Regions from separate parts of the Homo sapiens genome. Here regions 1 and 3 are each linked to region 2. The links are chromatin loops, found by intact Hi-C in ENCODE. Cell type or tissue: dorsolateral prefrontal cortex. All regions are shown on one strand. Each heading gives the region's core, and the rest is flanking DNA. Links, peaks and the distances in the headings are about the cores only.

What was found. Peaks named below come from ENCODE experiments on the same cell type or tissue, not always from the same donor. Only the 100,000 strongest peaks of a DNase experiment are listed, where the experiment ranks them.
Region 1: a loop joins it to region 2, with 3.0 times the contacts of the local background. A loop is called at or near these places in 26 of 110 quality-filtered maps.
Region 3: it touches region 2 in a loop (2.4-fold over the local background); 4 of 110 quality-filtered maps call a loop at or near these places.

Annotation. Positions count from the first base shown.
Region 1 is chr6:158,011,910-158,021,594 of GRCh38, forward strand. SYNJ2 (synaptojanin 2) reads left to right here. Exons shown (of 27, transcript NM_003898.4): 2 at 5,295-5,381. Among named protein-coding and RNA genes, the nearest start is that of SYNJ2-IT1, 16 kb to the left of the region's middle. In dorsolateral prefrontal cortex, for the core only: no CTCF peak of the experiment used is centred there; a DNase peak (open chromatin) is centred at 5,288; H3K4me3 peaks cover 3,490 bases; H3K27ac peaks cover 5,000 bases.
Region 2 is chr6:158,067,538-158,077,222 of GRCh38, forward strand. SYNJ2 (synaptojanin 2) reads left to right here. Exons shown (of 27, transcript NM_003898.4): 13 at 1,110-1,191; 14 at 1,996-2,136; 15 at 4,065-4,257; 16 at 7,043-7,201; 17 at 9,089-9,245. Among named protein-coding and RNA genes, the nearest start is that of SYNJ2-IT1, 71 kb to the left of the region's middle. RefSeq lists enhancers at 1,445-2,644, 3,628-4,191, 4,192-4,753. In dorsolateral prefrontal cortex, for the core only: CTCF peaks have their summits at 4,807 (motif pointing left) and 5,008; a DNase peak (open chromatin) is centred at 4,794; H3K27ac peaks cover 4,260 bases.
Region 3 is chr6:157,665,510-157,675,194 of GRCh38, forward strand. It overlaps ZDHHC14 (zDHHC palmitoyltransferase 14), which reads left to right. Exons shown (of 9, transcript NM_024630.3): 9 at 7,215-9,685. The coding sequence ends at 7,613. Among named protein-coding and RNA genes, the nearest start is that of MIR3692, 140 kb to the left of the region's middle. RefSeq lists enhancers at 3,858-4,465, 4,466-5,071. In dorsolateral prefrontal cortex, for the core only: a CTCF peak has its summit at 4,341; DNase peaks (open chromatin) are centred at 4,322 and 4,578; H3K4me3 peaks cover 576 bases; H3K27ac peaks cover 1,176 bases.

The DNA.
Region 1 (9,685 bases), core at 3,186-8,185, 55 kb before region 2:
TTTTTGGTGTCGGAATTATTTTATTGCATTTATCAGTTTATCTACTGAGATGGGGCACTGAGAACTGCTGATTTACCTCTCTGCAGCCCTGTCTGCAGTACCTGAAGGCTGGGGGAAGACATTTGGCAATGCACACAGCCTTTGTTTCTGCCTGTGAAGTTGGGGTTTCATAGGCCACCTCCCAGGAGGGCCCTGTAGGTGCATGACAGAGTCCGAGTGTCTCACCAGTGGGTTTGTCATTGCACCCAAGCAGATGCTGGGGGAGAGGATGCCTCTTCCTTCTCCTCACCCTTCATCAGTGTGTGAGCAGAGGCAGGAGACCTGTGGGCTGGAAGGCCCACATCCTCCTTCCCAGGCTGTGAATGTGGCACTTACATGGCAGGAGGACTTTGCAGATGTGATCAGGACCTTGAGAGGAGACATTATCCTGGATGATCTGGATGAGTCCATCGCACTCACAGGGTCCTTAAAAGCTGGAAGAGGGAGGCCAGGCAGGGAGAGGGAAGGAAATGTGAGGATGGAAGAGGGATCCGATTGCCGCGATTGCTGAATTTGAAGAGGAAGGAAGGAGCCGAGAGCCAAGGAATCCAGGCAGCCTCTGGGAGCTGCAAGAGACAAGGAAATGGATTCTGTCCTGCAGCCTTCGGAGCAGATGCAGACCTGCCGACACCTTCCTTTCAGCTCAGCGAAATCCATTTCAGAATTTTGAGTGCAGAGCTGTAAGGTCATGAGTCTGTGCTGCTTAAGCCACTGTGTTTGTAGTCATTTGTTGCGGTAGTAAAGGAGACTAATATGCTATTTTGCCACCATTCTGAGCTTTTGAGGCAGGCTGATGGAAAAGGTGGGACAGTGGCTTCCCAGTACTTTTCTAAGTGATCCTGAGAACCTAATATCCCAGGCACTTCATATTCTGTAACTCTCCACCCTGCTGCCAGCAGAGTCTGCTTAGTCCTCAAGACGAGGGGCTTCTGCTGCTCTCAGAGGTTGATGATTTCATTGATTATCTTTAAGTTACTCTGCACTCTCCCTTCCCCAGAGAAAACCCAGTCAAATTCAAGTGAGCATTGGGGAAAATATTCATTCATTAAACTGGTTCTTAACCTTTTTGGGGGCACCGACCTCTTGAGATTCTGTTGAAAATGGGATTTTAGCCCCCATAAAAATACATATCAAAAATTTGCATAAATTTTGGCCAGGCACAGTGGCTCATGCCTGTAATCTCAGCACTTTGGAAGGCCGAGACGGGCAGATCACTTGAGGTCGGGAGTTCAAGACCAGCCTGGCAACATGGCGAAATGCCGTCCCTACTAAAACTACAAAAAATAGCTGGGTATGGTGGCGCATGCCTGTAATCCCAGCTGCTTGAGTGGCTGAGGTGGAAGAATAGCTTGAACCCAGGAGGTGGAGGTTACAGTGAGCTGAGATTGCACCATTGTACTCCAGCCTGGGCAACACAGCGAGACTGTCAAAAAAAAAATTGCATACAATTTTGAGAACAATTTTGTATACAGATTCCCCCAGGAGCTACCCCTTGAAGCTCCAATGGCTGCCAGGGGCTTCCTCTGTCACCCCAGGTGAAGAGCCCTTGTACAGATTAATTCACATTAAGGCTGATGAATGGCTGTTTTCCTAGTAAGTCTCCTCGCTGTTTGCCAGGTCCTTAAACCATGTTCAGTGGATCCTCATTATTTGTGGATTCCATATTTGTAAATTCATCTGCTCTCTAAAATTTGTTTGTCACCCCAAGATCAGAACTCATAGACACCAGCAGAGTGGCAAAAATGTGTTACCCGATGAGCCTTTTCCCAGCTGAAAAGGATGCTCTGCCATCTTGTTTCAGCCTCTTGGTGTAAACGAGTGTGGTTTTCATGATTTGTTTAGTGCCATGTTTTCCATGTTTTGTGCTTTTTCTTCGTGGTTTCACTGTTTGAAAGTGCTGTCTAGTGTTTCCAAGTGCAAGAAGGCAGTGATGTGCCTTATGGGGAAAATATGTGTGTTTGATAAACTGTATTCAGGTTTGTGTTCTAGTGCCACTGGTTGAGTGTTAACGAATCAACACTGTACAGATGATTCCTGACTTACGATGGTTCCTTCCAGTATGATTTTTCAACTTAACAACGGTGTGAAAGTGATATGCATTCAGTAGAAACCATCTTTCAAATACCCATGGGACCATTCTGTTTTTCACTTTCTGTTCAATAGTCTATACATTTCATAAGATATTCAACACTCTTTCAGAAAGTAGGCTTTGTATTTCATGATTTCGCCCAGCTGTAGGCTAACATGTGTTCTGGATAGGTGGAAGGCAAGCTGAGACATACCTCTATGGTGTTTGGTAGGTTAGGTGTATTGAATGCATTGTCAACTTAGGATATTTTCAACCTATCCTGGGTTTATCAGGACATGACCCCATTGTAAGTTGAGGACCATCTGTTTATTCAGTAAGGTGTCTTTTAAATAGAAAAACACATAAAACAAGGTTAGTATTGATTGATTGACAAAAATGTTGCAACCTGAGGCTTTCAGGAACCTAACTCTGCATTTCCTTTAGGAGTGCTGCTTGCTTCAGTATCTGCTGGTAACTCTATGGAACATAGCTACTGTGAATAATGGGAATTGGGTGTATTTTCAAGTTGTTGGCCTCTCCAGCTACGCTGGTAATCAGTCCTGCTCTTTAAATCACATCTTACCATCAGTCCTGCCTAGAGAAATGGAGGAAGGGAGGTCTCTGGTCTTACGGTCTGTCCCGACTCTCTGCCCCACCAGCTATGTCCCGAGAACCAGCCTGGACAGAGCCATCTGATTGGTGGGTGGTAGCAGGTCATGTTGTGAGGCCCTGGTGCCTGCCTTCTGTCCTCCTGTGCTCGCTAGAGGAGCATGAGGCAGGAGCAGCCAGTCCATGCTGGTTCCTGAGCGAGGCAGCTCTAGGGCTGCCAGCACCCACTCCTGGGGGGCTGAGGGTAGGAAGAGCTTCAGAGGGGAGGATGGGACTGTCTGACTATATTTCCAATCCCAGTTGGGACTTGTGGTCTGATGAGGACAAGTGCCTTTGAGGGGGATGGGGATGGTTGAGAGGAACCAGGAAATCAAATGTGTCCTGGAAAACATGGCATGGTGGATCTTTTGAGTTGGGGTGTTGGGATGTGTGTCAGCTAAAACAAGGTTCACCTGCTTCAAATGTTCATCCAAGCTTTCTACACTTGCCTCTCTGAGTCAACATCTTTAGAGACAGCAGGAAGTGATGAAAGTCAGTTCACAGTCCATCTGCTCTGAGGGCTTGGTATGAGGGGCTGATGTTTTCTGTCATTTTCTCCTTTCTAACATTTCACTTTGGGATCTTAGTTCCTGGTTGAAATTCCTTAACTGTGGGAGTCGAGGCAGCCTAAGAATCCTTTTCGGCTGCTTAAGACAATGAGGTAGAGAGGGAACCAGCTGCCCCTTTTCTTACCTCCATGATGATGTAGAAATGGTTCCATCCAGCCCAAGGGTTCTTCTGGGGCCCAAAGCTCCTTAAGGGCTCTGTGCATAGGATTTGAGGATTAGTTTTCTTGGGTGGGGAGAAAAGTCCATCTTTATTTGTATAAATCCTACCTGAAATGCAGCATTTCCTCTAATTAGGAAGGCAGGCAACAAAACCAGTATGTTAGCTATGTCTGTGACTCTGTCACCAATGTGGGTTAGCCGTATCTCTGACCCTGTCACCAATTGCAATTACAGATGTCTCCACATCACATTAGTGTTGTTTCAGATATCTTGAAGTAGCATTTGTTCCCATTACTAGTTTTAAATTAAGGTGGTTAATAGACCCCACTGGATTTTGCGATTTAATATGCTGATAAGGCACATATATTGCTATACTATAACATTTTTTAAAAATTTTGATAACTAGATTTCAATAAGATTGGTATTTGTGATCATATTTATTTTCTTGATTTTTATAACAGCTTTATTGAGATATAATTTCTGTACCATACAACTCATTAAAGTGTACAACTCCATGTTTCTAAAATATATTTTCAGGATTGTACAACCATCACCACCACCATCACCATAATCTAATTTTAGAATATTTTTGTCCCCCTTAAAAGAAGCTTCGTACTCATTAGCAATTATCTACATTCCCCCTTTCCCCACTCTCAGCCCCTGGCAACCACAACATCTACTTTCTGTCTCTAGAAATGTGCCTGTTCTGGACGTTTCATAGAAATGGAATCTTGTTTTTGAGACAGAGTCTCACTCTGTCACCCAGGCTGGAGTGCAGTGGCGTAATTTCGGCTCACTGCAACCTCCACCTCCTGGGTTCAAGCCATCCCCCTGCCTCAGCCTCCCGAGTAGCTGGGATTACAGGCGTGTGCCACCACGCCCAGCTAATTTTTGTATTTTTAGTAGAGATAGGGTTCCGCCACGTTGCCCAGGCTGGTCTCGAACTTCTGACCTCAGGTGATCCGCCTGCCTTCGCCTCCCAAAGTGCTGGGGTTACAGGTTACAAAGTAAGCCACTGTGCCCGGCCAAAATGGAATCTTTCTGAGGTCTTTTGTGACTGGCTTTTTTCATGTAGCATAATGTTTTCAAGGTTCATCTATCTTTGTATTTTGTTCTGTGCACTTAAAACATTATTCTGAGAAGGGGTCTAAAGGCCTGCCCCGTCGTCACCAGAAGGGCCTGTGGCATCATTGGAGAGGTTAGGGCTCTCCCTAACCATTAGGGCTCCCTGCGCCTAATGGTTCTTCCCTCTGTCAGTTTTGCATTAAAACTAGTACATGCCTTGGCTTGAGCATGGACAATCACTGCCAAAGACCCGGCAGGCAAGGCACGCAGCTTTCCTTGGGATGGGTTGGACCCAGGCCCTGGGCACTCAGAGGTACTCAGGCACCTCTGCCCAGTCTCCCCAAGTTACCACCTCCACAGGTGCCTTGGAGTGAGTGGGCATCTCCAGGATGTAGCCTCTAGTGGATGATACCCGTGGACAGGGACAGCAAGGTAGAGTAATAGGGCCAGGCCCCAGGTGCCTGCCCCCAGCTGGACGCCAGAACCCCAGGACCCCAGCTCCTCCAGCCCCCAGGAAGCTGTCAGCACTTCCAGAGAGCAAGCTGTTGGTGGGAAGGTCTGAATCCTTGCAGCTCTGTGATTCGCGAATCATAAAACCTCCACACTTGGTGTTTGTGGGCCGAGCTATTGTCTTTGTGTTTTCTTTTTGGAGTGGGTGGGAAGCCAGCTTGGCAAGCCGGGTGTGAATGAACAGGAATGAGCAGGAGACGCTCGCTGATGCCTTCTGTGATGTGTTTCTTCCCCAGCTCCAGAAGAAAAGGAAGTCATTAAAGGACAGTATGGCAAGCTCACGGACGCGTACGGCTGCCTGGGGGAGCTGAGGCTGAAATCTGGTGAGTAGCCGCTCGCTGGAGGAGCAGGCGCCAGGCTCCCCGGTGGGCAGGAGCCTCTGTGTCGGAAGGGGCCTCAGTGCAGGCATTCTGTTTGACCGCTCTTCTCTCTCTCTTCTTTTTTTTTTTTTTTTTTTTTTCTCCGAGATAGAGTTTTGCTCTTGTTGCCCAGGCTGCAGTGCAATGGCGCGATCTCGGCTCACCACAACCTCTGCCTCCTGGGTTCAAGCAATTCTCCTGCCTCAGCCTCCTGAATAGCTGGGACTACAGGCATGCGCCACCATGCCCAACTAATTTTTTGTATTTTTAGTAGAGACGGGGTTTTTCCATGTTGGTCAGGCTGGTCTGAAACTCCGACCTCAGGTGGTCCACCTGCCTCAGCCTCCCAAAGTGCTGGGATTACAGCCATGAGCCGCCGTGCCTGGCCGACCTCTCTTCTCTTTTAAGATGTTTCTTTATGCCTCGGGACCTGCTCCTCCTGCAGGAACCTGCAGGTGGGGAGGTCAAGGTGAGTGTTGCCTGGTTGTCACCTGCCTGTGCTGGGGAGCAGGGTGGGGTTCCCGGCACCCCCACCCTGTGCCAGAGAAGCTCGTCTTCATTGCTTGCCGGCGAGGGCCTAAGTGTTTCGAAAGTCTGGTCTGGGGCTTCTGCCCAGGGCATTGTCCGCAGTACTCTAGAAGATGTGCCAAGGCGGGTGGGTGAAGACAGGGACCAGGGCAGATGCCCGGGGGCACAGGGGTGGGCTGGGAGTTGTCAGCAGGAGAAAAAAGCCACCGATGTGTGACTGTCAGTCAGTGTGGGGTGGGAGGGAGAGGAAGGGACAGTGTGATCTGACTTGCGAAGGGAGAGAACTTCCAGGAAGACGTGGGCATCTCTGCTCACTCTGAGAGACTCGGGGGTGAGCCGGTGGTGGCCGGCTGTCGTGGGTGGTCACAGCCAAACTCAGCTGTTCCTGGAGCTCAGGAGCCCTGGGGCTTTAGGTTCTACCACCTGTTTCCTTCCTTCTCTCTCAGGGGCCCCCTTGCCATCTGTGACCTGGCTGTGGACATCTCTTGTGACTTCTGGGGCCGAGACAAGAGCCCAGTCGCATTCCTGATTCTCAGTCCCACCTGGCTGAGATGGGAATGGCTGTATGGGTTGTCTGAATTCGGGCTTTCCCTGAGCCAAGCGCACACCTCCCTTCCCTGCTCACAGCAGCTGTTTTCAGAGACTGAGGATGTTTAAAGCTGCCAGAAAAGCACGGTTACGTTGGCCATTCCTTTTCTGGGTGTTTTCTGTCATGGAATGTTTTTCCCTGAACTGTGACGATTACAGTGATCATTTCCAAATAGCATTTAGGAAAAATACACAGTACCCACATGACAAAGTGCATTTATGAAATGTCTGTTTCGTGCCAAGAGCTAGCCGTACATTCACTTATTTAATCCTAAAAATAGGCTACCGTGATAATGCATCTTTGTCCCCGTTTACAGTAACGGGAACAGGCTCAGAAGCTTCAAGTAACTTGCCTTAGGTCAGAAACTTAGTTGGGGTTTGAAGCGCCTCCAAACGCTTGCTTTTTCTGTGGAAATGTGCGGGCTGCCGAGGGTTTTCTGCAGGACTTTCCGCTCTGCAGCGATCTTCCTGAAGTTGCAGGAAATCCCTGTGGCCCTTGCCTTCCATGGTGATGACCGTGAGGATGGTGGCCTGCACCTGCATGGGACTCACTTAGGAACTTGTTAACACGGCTCCCGAGGCCACCTGTGCTGTTGTCACCCTGCCTTGCAGGTGTGGCAGGGATGCCGCGTTCCATCCATGCTGATGCCCTTTTTTCCACATGGTAGTATCTGGGCCCCCAGGATGCCTCACAGTCTTGGCTTCCTTCAGTTATAGTTGGCAGCTGCTTTTGGTCCTTACATGAATGACTCATTTTGCATCCGACAGGGACTGGGATTCGACGAATTACAGTAACCGGCTCAAGGTCACGCCATTCTCAAGTGGTGCCCTGGGTTTTAAACTCATGCCTTGCGGCACCAGGGACTGCCTTCAACCACCAGGCTGTTCTCCTTTCTGAAAGGGACAGGTGGCTGGGCTCACAAGGGGGACAGGAAGTGCAGTACCTTCCCCCATCCCAGGGGAAAAGTGTTTTTTCCCAGGGCTGTGATCTAAGATCAGCTGTGGGAAATTGGTCCTAACCAGGAAGGGTGGCAGCCCCAAAGATGTCTTATTAGAGCGAGCCAGGGTGTCTGCGGGGGTCAGCAGGGTCTAATGGGGCAGGGAGTGCTCAGAGAGGAGACCACCTCCCAGGGCTGCCCTAGGCGAGGCCTCCTCCCTGCCTTCAGCCAGTCCCCGCCACCCCACACCCCACAGAAGGGAATGAGGCTTCTTGTGGACCATGCGAGACCAGCCCTGCTCCGAGGCTTTGGGTGCCCCCAACCCCTGCCCACCTGTGAGAGTCACCCCCCGGAGTGGGTTGGAGTTTCTCTGAGTGTGGTGTGTATGAGTTTGACTTTGGCGATGTCAGGATAATTTGGTCTGTTTTCAACACATTCTGGAAAGCACCCTGAGCATCTGAAGGATGGAAGGATTGGGCTTTAAATCAAGTTTTTTCAGTCCCCATTGGTTATCTTAAGGGGCGTTTGACTTTAACTTGATTTTCTTTTTCCCCTGTAAGTCCCTGACCCAGAACTGTGATCTATTTTCTTTTGTGTTTTCAGCTGTTGAGCATGTTGGGCAGCACGGAGTGTAGCTACAACTGTGTGACCCCACCTGTGTGACTGACTCCACCTGTGTGACTCCAGTCGTGTGACCAACTACAACTGTGTAACTGACTCCAATTGTGTGACTAACTCCACCTGTGTGACTCTGCGTGACTCCAACTGTGACTCCATCTGTATGACTCCAATTGTGTGACCCCCACCTGTGTGACTCTGACTGTGTGACCCCCACCTGCGTGACTCTGACTGTGTGACCCCCACCTGCGTGACTCTGACTGTGTGACCCCCACCTGCGTGACTCCGACTGTGTGACCCCCACCTGTGTGACTCCAACTGTGGACTGACTCTAACTATGTGACTGACTCCAACTGTGTGACTAACTCCACCTGTATGACTCCAACTATATGATTGACTTCAACCGTGTGACCCCACCTGTGTGACTCCAATTGTATGACTGACTCTAACTGTGTGACTCCAACTGTGACTCCATCTGTATGACTGACCTCAACTGTGTGACCCCACCTGTGTGACTCCAACTGTGTACTGACTCTGTGTGACTGACTCCACCTGTATGACTCCAACTATATGACTGACTTCAACCGTGTGACCCCACCTGTGTGACTCCAGTTGTGTGACTGATTTCACTGCGTGGCTAACTCCACTGTTGCCTGACTCCAGCTGCGTGACTTCAGCTGTGTGACTCCATGTATGTGACCCTAGCTGTGTGACTCCAACTTTCAGTTGCCACGAAGACAACCAGCTGAGTCAGGAGTGGGCCTCCCTTTCAATGTTTTTAGCTAAGCATCTCTGCGCAAAGAAAGAGGCTTCCCCACAGGCTCTTAATTTGGGACAAGTTTTCCCTTAGTTTGGGAAAAATTTCAATCTACCTAAATTAGCCTTTTACATTAGAAATCGAGAAATATGCACAAAAATTCATAAAAGCCTTTTTCCAGGTTCCAAGGTTTTTGTAGAAAGCCCAAAGTTCCCCTTTCCTTCCTGAAATGCCAGCAGGAAGGGGTTGGAGCTCCCGTGATTAGCCAGGGAGTCAGGCTTCCTGAAGTTTACACAATACAAAGCATATTAAGTGAGAATGTAGCAGAAAAAAGAACTTATCCCAATGATTATAGCAATTTAAATTCTCTTGAACCCAAGCTCTCAAGGCCTACCTGTTTTATAGCCTCAAGGGACTCTACTCCTATCCCAGACTATAATGAATTGTGTCTCCTGGAGTTGTGCAGTACGCAACCTGTGAAGCTGTACACGACAGCCCTATAAATTCTCTAGCAGACAGCCCTCCTAGATTCTAGTTCCCACTTCACAGCTGAACTGCATTTAATCTCTGTAGGACTGTTTTCCTGTCTGTAAACCTGGGAAAACTGCCTCATCTCTATGTTGCCTAGTTCTCAGGAGGTCCACATGGGCCATGCACATGGTAGCCATGAAGAGTGTGGAGTGCTCCTCCAACACCAGGCGGGCTGGCCACAGGCAGTTTCTTAGAGTGTGGCCTGGGGACGCTGCCACCACTGAGAAGCTCTGCTGTCTCTCCTCTGTCCCTGGGAGGGCTGGAGGGAGGAGGGTGCTGAGTGAGAGGGACCTGGCCTGCAGAGGGCT
Region 2 (9,685 bases), core at 2,170-7,169:
TTGACTCGGGCCTTGGTTTTTTTGTTTGTTTGTTTTTTGTTTTGCTTCCTTGGACTCAGGAACTTGTGGTTCAGGTTTTTGCCTGTTGGTGAGTGACCTGTGGTCTAGCTGACATGCAGTGGCCCATGTGTACATTCATGCCCCACAGCTGCCTGGGTAGTACCCAGAGCCCCATCCCTTCCTGTGCACACGCCATCTGTGCCCTCCTTTCTGCCTCCAAGGGCAGGTGGCAGAGTCCACCATTCAGAGCCACTGGGGCTCTCTGTGTCGGTGGTAGCCTGGGTTGCTGCTTGTGGTGCCTCCAGAAGCCATTCAGGATGCCCTCCGGAGCAGGCCCATCAACGCGGAGAGTGCTTAGCACAGCCGTGGCTCAAGAGCCGTCCCTCCAGTCCCCACGAAAGTGACTCCTCTTCTTTTCCCTGCAGGAAGGTGTGCATGTTTTTAGCAAGCTGGCTGGTATTTTGCAGGGGATTTTTTTGGGGTAGACACTAGCAGGCTCCCCAGCAGTCCCACTAGAGATACACCAGGTTCCAGAGAAGGAAAGGAGTGCTGTGGTTACTATTGCCAAGCAGATCAGACAGAGGGACGGGGATTGTTTTATTTAAAAAAAAAAAAAAAAAAAGCTTTAAGTCAGGGAAACTAGAGGTTCCAGGTTGCCCATTGTGGTCAACAGAGAAGGAAGTGGACAGCCTGCCTGGCCTCTCGCTGACAGAGGCCATGTCCTCCTAGCTGGACCCTGGGGAGGTGGGCCTCTCACTTTCTGCAGCAGCTGGAGCCATGACTGGGCTTGGTGGCTCAGGAGCCTGGGTGTCAGAGGTCGTGACTGGACAGATTCAGTCAATGGCTACAAGGTTATATTAAATTCTGACCTCCCCTGTTCAAAGGGAACAGAATGGACGGAGGGCCCCTCTGGGCTCACTGCTGCATTTAAGCCAGGCATTTCTGAAGCAGATTCCACTGGGGCAGTTCCCAGCAGCAATGGTAGCCACCTGGAGTTGGACTCAGGCAGTGGACAGCATGACTCGGGAGAGGGCACTGGGGAGCCCCATGAACTCGTAATGCGGGACTTGGCGGTTCTGACTTCTGTCATCTCTTGCCTTGCTCCCCAGATGACAGCAGCCCAGCTGACATATTTGCTGTGGGGTTTGAAGAGATGGTGGAATTGAGCGCAGGGAATATTGTCAATGCCAGGTAAGGGGCCAGGTGTGCGGGGCCAGGCAGGGACTTCCTGAGTCAGGTGCCTGGCTGGGAGCAGAGCCTCTGAGGCTCTCCGGGAGCCAGCCTGCTTCTGAGCCAGCTAAGCTGTGGCCCTGGCTGTGTGGGGATCTCTCACCTGGCTCCTTCTCTATGCTCACACATGCACCACCCCGTTCTTTCCCTGCCACTTAGGAAGTAAAAGGAAGGGCTGATGATTGCTGTGTTTTCTTTGCAGTGCTCTGGCCTCGGCCACTTGTTGAGGCTAATTTATGCTGCCAGAGGGAGCTGGCATGTGTGGACCTGGGGTGCAGGGGAAGGGCGGGGCTGGGACTGGGAGAGTAGTTGACTCATGTTTCCTGGGGAGAGGTGAGAAAGTGTGAGTGCCGGGAAGAGGTACTTTCTTCCTGCACACCAGGGCAAAGGAAAAAATCAAAACCACTGGATTTTTATTTGATATGAAGTCAACTGGGCGCTCCCCCCACCCCCTGCTGAACTGGCCTGGCTTTATTTTAAGGAACTTTCTGAACAAATAAATAAGACTGACTCTGTGGGGCTGCTATGAGAAGGTCCTGGGTTGGGTTTCAGGGGTCAAGGGAGGGCTGCTGTGATGTGTGAGGCATAGCCAAAAACACGCAGATCCTCCAGTAGAAGAAGGAAAGCATGACACTAATATTGGGGTGCGGGCAGCGTGAAATCAGTTCTGCAAACAGAATAGGCTTGGGCTGGAGCATTTGGTAGGTGGGAGATAGATGTACTTCCAGCTACCTGTAAACAGCATCCTTTCCTTTTCTCTTCCAGTACTACCAACAAGAAGATGTGGGGTGAACAGCTTCAGAAAGCCATCTCACGCTCTCATAGATACATTCTGTTGACTTCGGCACAGCTGGTGGGCGTCTGTCTTTATATCTTTGTACGTCCATACCATGTCCCGTTCATCAGGTAAGAACATTCTGTTTACACACATCTGGGGAACAAGGGGTTGTTAGTCTTTGTGTTTTGTTCTTTGACTTCCCCCTCCTCCCCCATCCCCTTCTGTAACAGGAATCGGGACTTACCATTATTTTAGATAAATGTAGCAAAACCCCCTAGGAAAAACTGGGCTGAATAGAATATTGTCTAGCGATTAAAAAGCCACCATGGGAAATGTCTAACTCAGGAAGCTGAACTCTTAGAAAGGGTGTTACATGATTGTCATCGCCCAAGCTCAATTCCGTGCAAGGAAAAGGGTTCCTTGTTGGAATCTTATAGACAGGAAACCTCTGACCAAGAGCTGAGTAACTCACTGGGAAATGCCAACTCTTTTGTCCCTTTTTAAAAGAATTCTAAGTAGAACGTGTGGGCCTCTACAACTGTGACCTCATTGTCATTTCTCCAAGGTGCATGCTTTGTGAGCATCAGAAAGGGGGCGAGCTTAGGGGCGGCATTCCTCTTGGGGTGTGGGTGTGGGTGTTTGGATGCTGGAGGAACTCATCTTTTCCCCAGCTTGTGGTTGGCCTCATCTTACCACCTGGGCCTACCCATGGCTTTTGAATTTCCACCAGCCTTTCGGCGAGCTGGCAGCAGGCGTTGAACTGACCTCCCCACTGAGCCCCTGGGTCCCGGGAAGGGCCTGTGCCTGCCAAGAGCACCACGGGTACACCCCTGCAGCACCTGGAGACTAAGACTATGCTGCCCATAATCCTCTTCTCTGACTTTCAGAAGATGTTTAGGTCCCTGTCCCTCTGCTTGTGTTATTTGGGCAGCTTGGCAGTGTCCTAGGTTAGCAGGTGAAGGTTAGTAAAGGTTAAAGGCAAGGGCGGGGTGAGGGTGAGAGGTAAAGCATTTGAGAAAGGGCTCAGAGCTGAGGAGAGCCAGGTTTCCCAGGCTCGGTGTCCTCGGCTTCACGTGCCTTTAGCCCTGAGCTGCTTCCGCCTACACCCCTTCCATCAGTCATCCCCCCAACCTTGTCTGCCAGCGAGCAGATGCACCAGCAGGCCTCAGTCTGTGGCATGGCTGTGGAAATGTTAACAAATGTGCTTGCAGCCCATGTTTCTATGGACTCGTATGCGTCATAAGTGGGCATTTGAATGCAAGCAGGCTCTGGCATTGCATAAAAGTCCTTTTGAGACCATCTACCCAGCCCAGCATAAACAGCTGCCCGTTTCCTAGCTCTTAAAGTGCATTGATTGCTGGGCACGGTGTCTCACGCCTGTAATCCCAGCACTTTGGGAGGCCAAGGCAGGCAGATCACTTGAGGTGAGGAGTTTGAGACCAGCCTGGCCAACATGGTGAAACCCTGCCTCTACTAAAAATACAAAAATTAGCCGGGCGTGATGGTGGGTACCTGTAATCCCAGCTACTCAGGAGGCTGAGGCAGGAGAATTGCTTGAACCTGGGAGGCCACAGTTGCAGTGAGCTGAGATCACGCTGCTGCACTCCAGCCAGGGTGACAGAGCGAGACTCTGTCTCAAAATAACAATAATAATTTAAAAATGTGTTGATTGCCCAGATGACACCTCCCATGCATGGCGTGATGGCTGCACAGGAGTGGGGTGGGCTGGTGGGTGGTGATGTTTGCGCCGCTCCTGGTGGCAGTGAGAACCTGGGCGGATGCAGGCATTGCCCTGTCTTCGGCTTCATGGGGTGCTCAAGTGAGCACTTCCCAGTTGGGGTGTGGGGGAGATGTCCAGGCAGCGGTGGGCAGCAGGAGGGAGGCGGCCTCCTGACCAGGAGTCGATGACGGCCACGGTGGCCACTGTGTTGAGCTGATGATTTTGGAGCACTCAGAGCAGCAGGTCCCGAGCTGCTGCTGGGCCCTTCTCTGTGGCAAAGCAGGGTCACACTTCTCCTTCAGGAGCCGACGGCATGCGCGTATCCTTCTGTTCCAGGGACGTAGCCATCGACACAGTGAAGACGGGCATGGGGGGCAAGGCGGGGAACAAGGGCGCCGTCGGCATCCGCTTCCAGTTCCACAGCACCAGCTTCTGCTTCATATGTAGTCACCTGACGGCCGGGCAGTCCCAGGTGAAGGAGCGGAATGAAGACTACAAGGAGATCACCCAGAAACTCTGCTTCCCAATGGTGAGCGGCGCCGTGGGGACAGCCAGCACCTCCCTGCTCAGCTCAGTCCCAAATGTGACTGTTGATAGGAGCCAGGCACTGGGGACACAACCACAGGGAGGGCCCCTTCCTGGAGGGCTCAGCGCTGGGGGAGGGGGAGAGGGCTATGTCCCTCCATGGAATTGACCTGGGGCAGGGTTAGCCACGTGCCTGGAGGGGGCCAGCTTTGCAGCATTTCCCGTTGCTGTACAATTCCTGAGTGTCTGCATGGCCACTGGATTTGTATGTGTGCATTTTCTGATTTTCTAATTCAAGTGATGGTTTAGGGAAGAAAACCATGTCCGTGGTCTGTCCTGTCCAAGTGGTGAAGAGCATTTGAATCCACACAGCCTAAGACTCCACCTTCCTGAGATTCACAGTCTTCACATGTACTTTCTGTGGTGGCTCAGATAAGCACACCCTTTTGACCAATGGACCCTTTTTGACTGGGAACACGGTTCTTGACCAAGGAGCCCAGATCCTGCCTGTCCTCGAAGCTGCAATAGCGAACCGCACACTGCCCTCTCGTGGCGGTCCGGAGGGTTTCATTCTGAAACTGGAGGATTTTCTTTTCAAATCTAGACGTTAATGTTCTCCTTCCTGTGCAAAGATGCTACCCGGGCACAGCTTCAGCGTGTGGTGCACACGAGGCCACCTCTTTCCCGAAGTGAGGATAGACTTCAGCTGTTCTTGCTGCAAAATCTTCCACTGTCTGAGAGGTGGTGGGTTGGGTCACAGAGCTCTTCCCTGTGAGAACAGATCCTTAAAACTGACGTCCCATTTTACTGGGCTGCACGAGCACTCAAGGCAAAATTTCCTTAGTTTTCATTAAGAAGTGCCATAATTCCTGTTGGTGTTGTTTATTTCTTATGTTAAAAAAGAAACAAACGAGTTGGGAAATTTTCAATTGTGTGTAATGCAGTTTAAAAAAAAAAAAAAAGTCTAACCCTTCTCACTTAAAAATAGCTACTTTGGGGCCAGGCACAGTGGCTCACACCTGTAATCCCAGCACTTTGGGAGGCCGAGGCGGGCAGATCACCTGAGGTCAGGAGTTCGAGACCAGCCTGGCCAACGTGGTGAAACCCCACCTCTACTGAAAATACAAAAAAAATTAGCCAGGCGTGGTGGCGTGCACCTGTAATCCCAGCTACTCAGGAGGCTGAGACAGGAGAATCGCAACCCAGGAGGCAGAGGTTGCAGTGAGCTGAGATCGCACCACTACACTCCAGCCTCGGCAACAGAGCGAGACTCTGTCTAAAAAAAAAAAAAAAAAAGTGCTACTTTGACATAGTAAACTTGGGATACATAATAAGTAATTAAAGGATTTATAATGTAGTTCTTTTCTACCATAAAAATATTGAGGGACCTATTAACATTCTACACTTCTTTTTTGTTTTTGTTTTTTGAGACAGTCTCACTCTGCCACCCAGGCTGGAGTGCAGTGACATGATCTTGGCTCACTGCAAACTCCACCTCCCAGGTTCAAGCAATTCTCCTGGCTCAGCCTCCTGAGTAATTGGGATTACAGGCGTGCACCACCAGGCCCAACTAGTTTTTGTATTTTTAGTAGAGATGGGGTTTCGCCATGTTGGCCCAGCTGGTCTCGAACTCCTGACATCAAGTGATCCGCCTGCCTCAGCCTCCCAAAGTGCTGGGATTACAGGTGTGAGCCATGGTGCCTGGCCAACATTCTACACTGGTATTGTCTGATACCGTAGTCACTGGCCATAAGTAGCTATTTAAATTCAAATTAATTAAAATTAAATAACATTTAAAATTCCTTGCTTTCCCTGGCCACAGTGAGAATGATCAGTATCCATGTGGCCAGTGGCTCCTGCATCAGATGGCACAGAGAACATTTCGGTGCTGCAGAAAGTTCTGTCTGACAGTGTTATCTAGACGCTCATTTTATTTGGTTGGGACCTGTTTAATCTTCTGTCCAGATTATTGTCATGGGGGGAGTGGAAATGCCTCATATTATAGGAGAAGAGAAGCTGATTTTGGAGCTAGGCAGATGGGAGCTGAAATCCCATCTGTATCATGCACTAGCTGTGTAACCTTCAGCAAGTGCCTTTGTTTCTGAACTTTGTTTTTTTTTTTTTAATCTAAGAGAGAGCTGGTGGTATCTGCTTTGTGCACCTGGAACAGAGCCCAGCCCTTGCGGACAGTTGATCCACAGCAGCTGCTGTCATTGTCTTCCCCATTCCTGGGGAAGAGACAGGGAAGGCAAGGACCCCAGGAGCTCTCCGGGGCTGAGCTGGGGCCGTGGGCTCCTAGGACTGGGCAGGATGGGAAGGAGGAGCTAGAGAGAGATGGAGAAGGGTCACCTGAAAAAGCTCAGGAAGTTACATGAAGGTGCACATCCTGAGCATTTCTGCTGCTCTTTTGAAACCTCATTCTCCTAACGCTGAATGCTGGGTGCTGCTTCCTAGGAGTAGACACTCCAAAGTAAGGGTGCATCTGATCTTCAGGACGGGGATCCATGGAGGAAATGCTGGCCATGTTGCTCTCCTCCGTTTAGGGTAGGAGCTTTCTTCAAACCACTCAGAAACACTATTATTTAAAATTAAAAAGTAAGCCATGTAAAAATTCCTCCATAGTTTTATGGGATGAGTGAAAAACAAGATGCTCTAGTAGAAAACTTTCTTTTTTCTAAGTAGCATTTTGAGAAAAATACTCCTGCTTGCCCCAGTGAGCTTGTTTTTCTCCTCTCTCCCACCTTCCTTGCAAGATGGGCTGAATGATTATGATTTTCTTTTCAACTTAGGGGAGAAATGTTTTTTCTCATGATTATGTATTTTGGTGTGGCGATTTCAACTACCGCATTGATCTTACTTATGAAGAAGTCTTCTATTTTGTTAAACGCCAAGACTGGAAGAAACTTCTGGAATTTGATCAACTACAGCTACAGAAATCAAGTGGAAAAGTAAGTTGTGCTTTAAAAACATTTTTTAGCAGCTGCTCCAAGATGGAATGACATCTGTGAGATGTAGAGGCTGGTGCAGCAAATTCAGTTCCGTGAGTGGATTTCACTGTTTCCAACATTGTAGAAAATAGGTGGGCTTGTGAGGTTACAGTACAGGAGTGGCTGTTCATACACACTTCCTGTCCTTTTTTTTTTTTTTTTTTTTTTCCTGAGGCAGAGTCTTGTTCAGTCACCCAGGTTGGAGTGCAGTGGCACTATCTTGGCTCACTGCAACCTCCACCTTCCTGGGTTCAAGCAATTCTTGTGCCTCAGCCTCCCGAGTAGCTGCGATTACAGGCGTGTGCCGCCACACCTGGCTAATTTTTGTATTTTTAGTAGAGACGGGTTTTCACCATGTTGGCCAGGCTGGTCTCGAACTCCTGGCCTCAGGTGATCTGTGCGCCTCAGCCTCCCAAAGTGCTGGGATTACAGGCATGAGCCACCATGCCCGGTCAACCTTCTCCTCCTTCTAATACTGTTATTTTAGTGCCTGTTTGCTTCCTAGCAGGATGAGCTGAGATGAGGGGAGTACATTTAAATTCCATTTAGCTGTGGAGAAAGAAGCTGGTTAAATGTGTGAGGGCCAGGTGCGGTGGCTCTTGCCTGTAATCCCAACACTTTGGGAGGCCGAGGCGTGCGGATCACCTGAGGTCAGGAGTTCAAGACCAGCCTGGCCAACTTGGTGAAACCCCATCTCTACTAAAAATCCAAAAATTACCTGGGTATGGTGGCAGGCGCCTGTAATCCCAGCTACTCAGGAGACTGAGGCAGGAGAATCGCTTGAACCTGGGAGGCGGAAGTTGCAGTGAGCCGAGATCGCACCACTGCACTCCAGCTTGGGCAACGAGCAAAACTCCGTCTCAAAAAAAAAAAAAGTGTGAGGACAGGGCAGATAAGGTCTCTCCTGAAGCAAGATTTGGACGTTCTTCGAGGTTTACTGTGTCTTCCCACTTGAGCCCCTTCCAGTGTGTGGAGTGCTAAAGGGTTGCCACATGGACGAGTGACCATACCAACCTCCTAAAGCAGGTTTTCCTGTCTTCCTACTACCAACATTCTCACATCCTCTCAGTGATGCCCAAGAGAATGAGGGTGTGTTTGTCCCTTGGTCTTCCCATGGAAGCAAGGCCAATCCAAAGTTAAACAAAGAAAAGAAGGATGTGCATGGGGGCTCACGACTGTAAGGCGGGAGGATTGCCTAAGCCCAGGAGTTTGAGACCAGCCTGGGAAACATAGGGAGACTTTGTCTCTACAAAAACTAAAATTAGCCAGGCATGATGGTGCGTGCCTGTAGTCCCAGCTACTTGGGAGGCTGAGGCAGGAGGATCACATGAGCCCCAGAGGTTGAAGCTGTAGGGAGCCGTGATTGCACCACTGTATTCCAGCCTGAGCAAAAGAGCGAGACCCCAGGGGGAGAGAGAGAGGAGAGCTGACTTTCACTCTGCGCTTCTATGTACTTAGCTCATTTAGTCAACAAACATAGATGAAGGCCTCGGGGTTGTGGGCCAGACATGGCACCAGGCATGGGACTGTAAAGATGAGCACCCCTGACCCGTGCCTCGGACCCTGCACTGTCTCCTGGGGGGCAACAAGAAGACAGTGGATAGATCAGACACTGGAGTGGGTGGGGAGATAGATACGAGGGCGGTGTGTCCCTCAGTGGGATGAGCTGAGGATCACTTTTTTGCTAATTAAAAGACACATATGTCCAGTTTCAGATAGATTTTCAAATGTAATGGAGCTTCTGTTACTTTTTAAGAATAGGGACTTGCCTTTTCAGTTTTCGTTTTTGTATATAACATTCAGGATCGAAAACTACGGTGGCCTGATGACTTCTTTTTCTCCCAATAGATTTTTAAGGACTTTCACGAAGGAGCCATTAACTTTGGACCCACCTACAAGTATGACGTTGGCTCAGCCGCCTACGATACAAGCGACAAATGCCGCACCCCCGCCTGGACAGACAGGGTGCTGTGGTGGAGGAAGAAACATCCCTTTGATAAAACAGGTGAGGGGGCCGTGCCCGTTCGAGAGTCGGCAGAGGGTGAATAAGAAATGCGACGGAGGGAGAGTCACGTTTACCCAACCCCAGGCGCTGCTACATAAATCAGTTTCTTCATAACCCCAGATGACACAAAAGTCATCCCAGACCTTAACCCCTAAGCTTTGGAAGTTGTGCTTTCAGGGAGCCTCTGCTTCTGGCCTCTTTTTTTCCCTTTTCTTTTCTTTTTTTTTTTTGAGACAGAGTTTCACTCTTGTTGCCTAGGCTGGAGTGCAATGGCGTGATCTTGGCTCACCACAACCTCCACCTCCTGGGTTCAAGCCATTCTCCTGCCTCAGCCTCCTGAGTGCTGGGATTACAGGCATGCACCACCATGCCCAGCTAATTTTGTATTTTTAGTAGAGACGGGGTTTCTCCATGTTGGTCAGGCTGGTCTTGAACTCCCA
Region 3 (9,685 bases), core at 2,274-7,273, 400 kb before region 2:
CCTGCCATCTTATTTTAGGACCAGTATCCGGATAAGAAAGGTATTTCTTGAATGATAGAAGACGTGCTCCTAAGGAAATATGCAATACTTTAGAAATTAGAGATAAATGCTTTATAATTTTACGTCTAGATAAGCACCCTGATATTGCAGGTCAAAAAATTAGATAAATATTGATAGAAAGCTGGCATCAAAGTACCTAATGAGGTCTTATTTATTATCTCAAAAATGGGAAAATTCAGTGTTAGTGTATCCTCTCTCACAAGTGGGGGATGGGGGTGGTTATTCAGTGCCTATGAAATTTTCTCTCTACTATAAATTCTCAAGGAAGAAAATGTTAGGGAAGCAACAATGTGACATCTAAAGCAATAATGTGATGGGTGTGACCACAGGTGTCTCTTGCCATCTGAACTCCTATGAAATTTCAAGGACCCATACTGGAAGTATGTGCAGATAACCCAGAGCCAGCTGAGGACCACATTTTCATTATTGCTGCTTCCCTCATTATTGGCTTTTATTATGAGCTAACATTGAAGTTCTATCTAGAACAATGTATATGCATGACATACTCACGACATCCAGTTATGATCCACTTTTTAGTGTACACACTTCATTTGATTGTCAAATAATTTAACTTTTGTATAGCATTGGTGTCATCATTTATGCTTATATCTGGCACTTGTTGCTACAAAGGTCCTTTGGGATCGCATGCTAAATGCAAAGATAGTAACATGGTACATAATTGCTACAATTTTGTTTTTAGAAAATCATTTACTGTATTTACTTAACCTAACATTTTAAATACCCCAATCCAGTATCAAAACAAGATTAAACCAGCAGTTGCATGATTTATTAAGCTAGTATTGCAGAAGAACTCTCCATGTAATCTGAAAAATCAAATGTAGTAGGAAAAAAAATAACTTAGGCAAACGTAAATGATAATGTTAAATAAAAGAATACAAAAAAGCTCTCCTTCCAACCTGCACCTGCATTTTAGGTGGACTTTAGAAGACTGTGGTGTTTCTGTAACTGTTAATAAGCATTCATAAGACCCCAGAACAGAGCTTCACAGCCAAGCAGAAATACATGATGCGTAACTCTAATGCTTTTGACAGAATTGGAGCAAAAGAAATAAATAATTTCACTCATTCTTAATTTGTACACAGACCATCTAGAAAGCTCCTAGTTTTGCTTTTAGTAGCATCTGTACACTCGGTTTTTTCAGACAAGACGTCAGCTAGGGTAAAATAAAATGTATTCCTACATGAGCAATTTTATTTGAGAATCTGCAGAAACAGGAATGATCTCTATGGCATTTTTAAATTGTAACATTAAGTGCTAATGTGTATGACTTCCAGACATCTGAAGCCATAAACTTCTTTGCAAGTTACATGCCGACACTTCATTTGGGCAGTAAATCAGCTGTCACAGTGACTTACTGCAATGACAGCAAAAGCTCCAGCACTCCAGACAGTGGGATTTTTATGCTGCCAGCAGAAAGGTCTTTTCATAGACACTCTTACAAGAAATCAAAATTCTATTCTATTAGTATCCAGCATTCGGCCAATTTTTGACCTTAAAAATTGGTAATGTCATATGATTCAACCTAATATTTGATACATATGAACTTTTAAAAGGTTGTTTTGGAATAAAAACATGAGTATCTCAGTTTTCTGTTCAGAGTAGATGGACTATCACTGTCAGATATCTAAGTGGTCAGCTGTTTTTCCTTAGGATTATATAACTGGTTAGATCAATTCAAACATAACCAACGGCTTCTTGGTGTTAGCCGGGATGTATGCACAGCCACCAAATTGTAAGAGAGAAAAAGCGAGCGGTGATGTCTCCCTCTACTGGTGGAAGGTAAAAGGGTCCTCAAATGAAAAGCCAGGAAGGCTGGGTAGCGGAGGGAAAAGGGTTCAAAGTAAAAAAGAGAGAGGTAGAAAGGAAGAAACAAAGAAGAAAAAGAGAAGACGGAAAAAGGAGAAGTGGGAGAGAAATCAATGGGGAAGAAGGATAGAGGGGAAGAGAGTTGGTGAGTCCAGAGAGCAAGAAAGTTAAGTAGAAAAGTCAACAAGAAATGGGCAAATAAGAATTAGAAGCAAAGGTTTAAAAAAAAAAAAAGGGAAGTGTAAGAATATTTGTCATGGCCATCTCCACAGTAACCCTGAAAATACTGGCCATTTTCCCCCATGACTTTCTCAAATGAGAATCACAGCCATGAAGGTTTATGAACCCATCGCCCTTGGAATTCTGGCAGAGTGGAAAATTAGGAAAAGCTCTTTTAAAAAAATCAGGTATCCCTGAGTCATTTGATATCTAAGTTTTTTCTAAGAAGCATATGTTCAAAACAGGCGACGTTTTGAGAGCGTTTAATGAGAATTGTAAATTCCAGTCAGTAGAGTCATTGCACTACCCTTGGTTGGAATCTGACAAAACTCTGCTCTGTCCACGCCAGTGCTCTCTTCTGAGCCAACAGGAGATTTAGATGGGTGACACCCTGCAGAACAGAGCCTGGTCCCCGTGTGCCCCAACTGAGATTTGCCTTCTAAATGGAAATCAGTTTGAATGTGGCAAAGTGTTTTCAAAGCTGTGAACTACACGCAGGACTTAGATACTTAGGTGCCTGATGCCAGTGCCCCTGCCCCCTGCTGTCATCCCAGCAGGAAAGCTGGGGAGGGCACAGAGAGTAGGTTCATTATTACTACAAAAGCAGTCCCTCTATCAGGGGAAACACCCATAGCTAGACTTAGATAGACAGTCATCTTTTAAGATGTTTAAACAAATCTGTGTAGAAGAGGTGCTTATCATCAGATAAGTCAGGGTTCCAAAGAGTCATTTGGAAAACATTTCTGAGTGACTTCTATATAGATTTTTTAAATTAAATGGCTTACGGGCTAGGCACGGTGGCTCAGACCTGTAATCCCAGCACTTTGGGAGGCCGAGGAAGGCAGATCACTTGAGGTCAGGAGTTTGAGACCAGCCTGGCCAACACAGTAAAACCCCCATCTCCACTAAAAAAAAAAAAAAAAAAAATACAAAAATTAGCCAGGCATGGTGGTGCGTGCCTGTAGTCCCAGCTACTCAGGAGGCTGAGGTAGGAGAATTGTTTGAACCCAGGAGGCAGAGGCTGCAGTGAGCCAAGATCGTGCCACTGCACTCCAGCCTGGGTGACAGAGTGAGACTCCATCTCAAAAAAAACAAAACAAAACAAAAATTAAATGGCTTAGGCTAAACTTCTTCTTTCACAAATATTATTTCACACCTTCTTCAAGTCCTTAAGCTTCACCCTTGACAAACTCAAGAGCATTTCCAACAAGGTCCTGGCCAGTGAGGCCCACACAGTGTTTGCTACAGTTCTTAACAAGTCGTAGGTACAGCATGGCAAAGCACCAGTAGGTATGTGCTGGAGTGGGCCAGGTTTGGAGTGGTCTGAACCATGCCATGGGAGACCTCCTTTAAGAAAAAACAAACAATATGCAGAGAACGAGGCCTTGGAAAGAGGCTGTGTAAGTAAAGGAGCCTGAAGCATCATTAGCTTCCCAGTAAAGCCACCTCTAGGGCTGTTATCTTTAAGTTAGCAAAGGGATGTTTGCAAATGGAAGTCTCCGAAGGTGCACCCAACTCTGCATCAACCCCAACAGGGAACACAGTCTCTCAGGAGCTTAACCGACCACTGCCGACAGCCACCTTATCCGAGAAGGTTCTCGTGGGTGTGCAGGAGCTCTTTGCAGGCTTAGGTGGCAGAGAGGTGATCAGGGGAGAGGAAAAGGGCCAGCAGCTGATGGAGTAGTGCAAAGTAGAAGAATGCACAAGAGAGGGGTGGTGGGGGGGGAAGACAGAGAGTGGAGGAGAGCCCACCTCTCCCCAGAGAGGAAAGTTGAAAGAAACAGAGGGTTGAGGCGAGCCCACCTCTTCCCACAGGGAAGGTGAAAGAGACAGAGAGGGTTGGAAGGAGAGGAGCCCGCCTCTGCCCTCAGGCTCCTACTGTGTGACCTTGACTGTCTCCTCCAGCTCCACCCTCGAACATATTTTTCTGTGAGTCTGTGAGAGTCAGTCAGAAGTACTTGGGCTGAACCCTAAAACAGAATTTGCCAATTAGTCTTCAGTAGAGAAGGCTTTCTTCAGGTCAACAGAGACAAGCAAATCTAATTTGCCATTTCCTTGTTCCTTAGAGCCAGGGGGTATTGTGTGGACAGAAAGCATTAGGATGAGTGAGGGCTCCAGAGGGGAAGCTTGAAAACAAGATGCCTTGGTCCAGCAAGGGCGCTGGCTTGCCAGCTGAGCTCTCTGAAGCGGCAGCTCCGCCCTGGGCTCATTCCCAGGCCCGGCCTGCTGGAGGCTGTGCGGAGTTACAGGAAATGGGAGTGCCGCTGCGGCTCAGCTGCCTCTGTCAGTAAGAATACGAAACGGTGATGTTCATAAAACATTCTTTGCAAAGCACAGTCCGTCCAAACCCTGGTATAGTTTCCAGAAGACGAATGTTTAATCAATGAGGCTGCTCTGCCTCTGCCTCTGCCCTGTCAAGACTGAGCCCATGTCCTGAGCAGAGCTGACAGCATGGGAGAGCGCCCGCAGCCTACACAGGCCACAGCTGTCTGCAGCCTGCTCAGTAGCCCCCACCGGAAGGGACCTGCACCCTGAGCTGAAATTCCCTGCAAGAGCAGAGAAAGCTACTCTGTTGCCCACCTGACAGCTTGGAGAAGCACCGCCGTGGCACAAATGATTGTGGTGATGAGTGGAAAGGATTGTTAACGCTTCACAGTCAGCCCCTTCCAAGTACTTTTTATTTATTTATTTATTTAGAGACAAGGTCTTGCTCTGTCGCCCAGGCTGGAGTACAGTGGCGTGATCTCAGCTCACTGGAACCTCTGCCTTCTGGGCTCAAATGATTCTCCTACCTCAGCCTCCTGAGAAGCTGGGATTACATTTGTGTGCCACCATGCCCAGCTAATTTTTGTATTTTTTGTAGAGATGAGGTTTTGCCATGTTGCCCAAGCTGGTCTCGAACTCCTGAGCTCAGGTGATCCTGCCTGCCTTAGCCCCCCAAAGTGCTGGGATTATAGGCATGAGCCACTGTGCCCGGCCGCCTTCCAAGTAGTTTCTAATGGCCTTTCCTTTCCTCCAAATAACCCTACTCCCCTCCCCTCCCCCGCACTTTGGCACCTTTCTTTCCCAAGCCTTCCCCAGCTTCTCAGTGTTTTGCAATTGCACTGTCCAGGCTAAAGCCACAGAAAAGCAAGGATCTTCGTGAGACTTGCTTGCCCTCTTCATAGCTCCACTATGAACTTTACTCTTGCCTAGGACCTAATCTTTGAGCATCTAAAGCCTGCAGATTCTTGAAGACTGCAGCCCCTCAACCTTCTCTTCTAGGCTGGAGGGTGGCTCAGGGTGGCCTACTACTTGTGATTTTAGAAAGAAACCCATGAGGCTGGGAAGGAAGTGTGCACTGCATGAAATAAGTGCCTTAGGATCAGCAGCTTTGGGTGAACTTCCTCCCTCCCCTCAAGGCTGCGTTGTGCATGTTGGCTCTGCACCGCTCTGTGGCTGCAGGGGTATGAGCAATGGCAGCTCTGTGCGAGTCTCTTATCAGGAAGAGGTCGGAGCACCTAAATCACAAAGCCATTGGTGAGTGGTTCTTCAGTAACTCTAGCCTTCTGATAAAGAGGAGGAGATAATAAGCCAAATAACATTTATTAAGCATCTGCTGTGTCCAATGTGGAATAGTGGAAAGAGGTCTACCCCAGCTCCAAATCCTAGATCCATCCCTTACTTTCATCTGTAAGGTCTTGATCGAGCTGTCCAACCCATCTGTGCCCCAGGGTCTTCATTTGTGAAGAGGGGAACAGGCTCATTCTAAGAACTCCTGCAGAAGTGAAGTGGAGCAGCCACTTTATAGCTTGAGCACAGAGTCCCGATTTGCTCACCTAATATCCATGTCTGTTCCTCCTTCCCATCAAAACACTGCTCCTGAATCTCACTGAGAAGGTACCGCACAGGCTCAAGTTGAAGATTTATAAGTCCTGTTAAGTCTCTTCTAGCTGTTCTGAAACTTGCCCATAGTTCAAGGAGAGGGTTTGCGGAGCTATCAGGGGTGCCTGTCGCATAGCCTGGAAATGTGCTTACACTATCTTCTTTGCCCAGTGAGCGAAGGGAAACAGAGGACACGAGGCAGATATCATGTGACTTAAGAACGCGTGGAAGAATAGGAAACGTCTTCTCAAACGTGGGCATTCTCAGACCACAGAGGCTTCGGGAATGGCTCTTGAAGCTGTTGGAAATTTAGCAGTGGGGAATTCTAGGCTTTTACCAAACAGTCTTTTCTTTTTTTGGTGGTAAAATAGACATGGCATAATATTTGCCACTTTAACCATTTGTAAGTATAAGTTCAGTAGTATTAAGTCCGTTGATGTTGTTCTGCAACCACCACTACCACCCATCTCCAGGGCTTCTTCATCTTCCATGGCTGGAACTCTGCATGCCTTAAACACCAGCTCCCTCTTCCTCCCGCCCCAGCAGCCACCATTCTTCCTTCTCTCTAAGAACATGACCCTCCAGGGACCTTGTTTGAGTGGAATCACACAGTTATTCGTCTTTTTGTGACTGGCTTGTTTCACTTAGCATGCTTTCCTCAAGGTCCACCCATCTCGTGGATGTGTCCGAATGCACTTCCTTTTTAAGGCTGAATCAGTAACACTGTGTGTCTACACCGCACCTTGTCCCTGCTGTCATCCATCAGTGGACACTTGAGTCACTTTTGACTTTTGACTTACTATCAATAACATTGCTATGAACATGGGTGTACAACTCCTGTATTTTTAAAACAATGTGGTTTAAAAAATGGTTTTCAGCATACAAGAAACAGCCACCCACTGCTGTAGATGGCCTGTGACTCTGTCCAAGAGATTTTTTTAATTATGTCCTTTAAATTGGGAACCAAGACCACTGGCTTCATAACCAGTGGCTGCATGTTATGACTGGGCACCCGTGGTGACTTCATTTGAGCAGAGGCAATTGCAGCACCAGGCGCTGGGTGTCTCTCCCAATGCACCTGGACCACTGTAGGCGCTCCCTGCCTGGCTGACTGAGGTGTCACTAACGGTTTCTCTCTTCTCGCACCCCACCCTCCCCGCCCGTGCCCTGTCCCCATCCCTGTCCCTCCCCACCTCTGCCCCCTCCTCTCCACCTTCTCTTTGCTGGCGCCTCCCGCTCTCCAGTGCGACCAAGACCAGTGCATTCAGAGCACCAAATTCGTTTTGCAGGCTGCAGCCACGCCCCTGCTGCAGAGCGAGCCCAGCCTCACCAGCGACGAGCTGCACCTGCCCGGGAAGCCTGGCCTGGGCACGCCCTGCGCCAGCCTCACACTGGGCCCGCCCACACCGCCCGCCTCCATGCCCAACCTCGCCGAGGCCACGCTCGCGGACGTGATGCCCCGGAAAGATGAGCACATGGGCCACCAGTTCCTGACGCCCGATGAGGCGCCCTCGCCCCCCAGGCTACTGGCGGCGGGCAGCCCCCTGGCGCACAGCCGCACCATGCACGTGCTGGGCCTGGCCAGCCAGGACTCCCTGCATGAGGACTCTGTGCGCGGCCTGGTGAAGCTCAGCTCCGTGTGACCCACATGGCCCCAGGCCGGGGGACACCAGAGGCTCCTCCATGGGCAGCAGGAGTGAGCGGAGGGGTGTGTCCCACAGCGACTTTCCCAGCCAATGCCACGGTGGAGATGACAGCCCCAGGTCTGGGGTACAGAGACCACTTAGGATGGCACAGGGTGGCTGGCCCCGGATGCTGAGAGCTTGGTTTCATTTGAATTTTCTTCCCCAACCTGAGTGCTTTGACAACAATGGAAATAGAGAAGTGGCTGCTTTCTTTTGGTGACCCTCCAGGGGTGGAATCGGAGTGTGTCTGCCCGCCCTTGTGACAGACACACGGAAGGCTTCTGACGCTTGTGGCCAGACTGCAATTGCACTTATGTGTTATGCTACTAATATTTGAAACAGACCTGCCATTCCATTTGTTAATTAAAAAAAAAAAAAATCCTAAAGGGAAAAAACCGACCAGGTGTGGATCTGCATGCCACGCTGCCGTCTGTGTTACAGTGGTGTTGCTATTTCCAAGGAAGTGCTGCTTTCTTTTTCTTTTTTTAATTTTGTGAATTTTCAAGTGCTGTTTTGTTGGAAGACAGTGCAACGAACTGAGACTAATGGACAGTGTCATCACTCAGCTTACTGGGCTGAGGCGTCTGTGGAGAGGTGGCACCGGGGCTGCAGAGGGCGGCTGGGGTTCCGTCGTGTCGGGTGTCACTTCACCTTCTGTTTGGCCGCTCGATGAGGTCTCGTGTTGAGATATTGTGTGCCACAACCCCCACAGTCTTCACCTCCGTGTGTGATGAAACTTCCCGTGGACAGCCAATAAAATGACGTCCTCTGTTATTTTGGATCTGCGTACGGTTATCCTTAATAGCATAAATGAAAACAAAGTCATCCAGATGGGGAGAGTTTTTCTTGAAATGTCCCTAGCGAGGAATGGTCCCCAGACAACCAAAAGTCAAATCTTTGAACTGGGAGATATTTATAGAATAATTTCTTAGATAAGAGGCAAGTTTTCCATCATTTATTTTCTTTAATTATCTCTTTTTGACACCATCTTAGTGGAATTTGCTCTACGTTTGCAGTTTGCCGTGCAACAGTTGATCGGAAGTAGGGAGAGGGGAGGGGACGCTCAGGGAGAAGGTTCTGTCGGGCGTCTTCTGGGCTTCCTTCTGTGTTAACGTGTCACTCAATCCCAGAAGTGCAACTTGAGGTCCTAGTAAAGGTATCAGAAAATGAGGAGGAGAAATCGGCTTACAGTCTAAGCTGAGATCATGTAGGTCATCATCCTTCCTAGACACTGATCAGAATGAAATTAAGAAAATGACCACTTTGTTCACTTTCATTGGTCACCTAGAAGGGAACGAACTGGCTCTGGACTTAGGGAGTGTGTCACTATGGGGGCAGCCACAGGGGACACAGCAACTCCTCTCCTGGCTTCTTTCCAGACCATAAATCTAACAGCTAAAGCTACTCAAGTTCAAAGCCATGGCCTTGCTCCTTATAACCATATGAAAGACAAGACACATTGACCAATGATACAAGTAACCCAAGTGATTTGCATTTATGGAAAAAGGCTATTACTCCTGAGAAAGAGTTGCCATTTTATATAAAAGAAAAGAAGATAGGAAAAAGAAAAGCACACAAGTTTTATTTGGAATGAAGGCAATTCACAGGTCACAAAATAATTCATGCTGAAAGGGCCTGCAGAGTTCTTGCACTGTGATGTCTTCGAGCCATCTTTATTGTCATGCTGCATGCACGTATAGAAAATGGAATAGGTCCATTCTATGTAGCCATTTTTGATTTTCTGAACCACCTAACTACTTGTACCCACCTGCAATGTGTAATTCATGGGGCAGTGCCCTCCTTACACAACCGCACACGCTCACAGGCACCAACTCACAGGGATTCTCCTTGTCCACGCTACCTGTGAGCCCAAAGTGACAGCCCCACAAAGGAGCTTCCACAACTTCCCAAACCGTCTCTGCTCCTTGCTTTCTTCCACCTGCTCCCCAGAGGCCCCAGGAAGGAGTTGGCCCTGATGAGAACGGTGCTCCATGGGTGACCGCGAATCCGGCTTAGCCCTCACTCCGGTC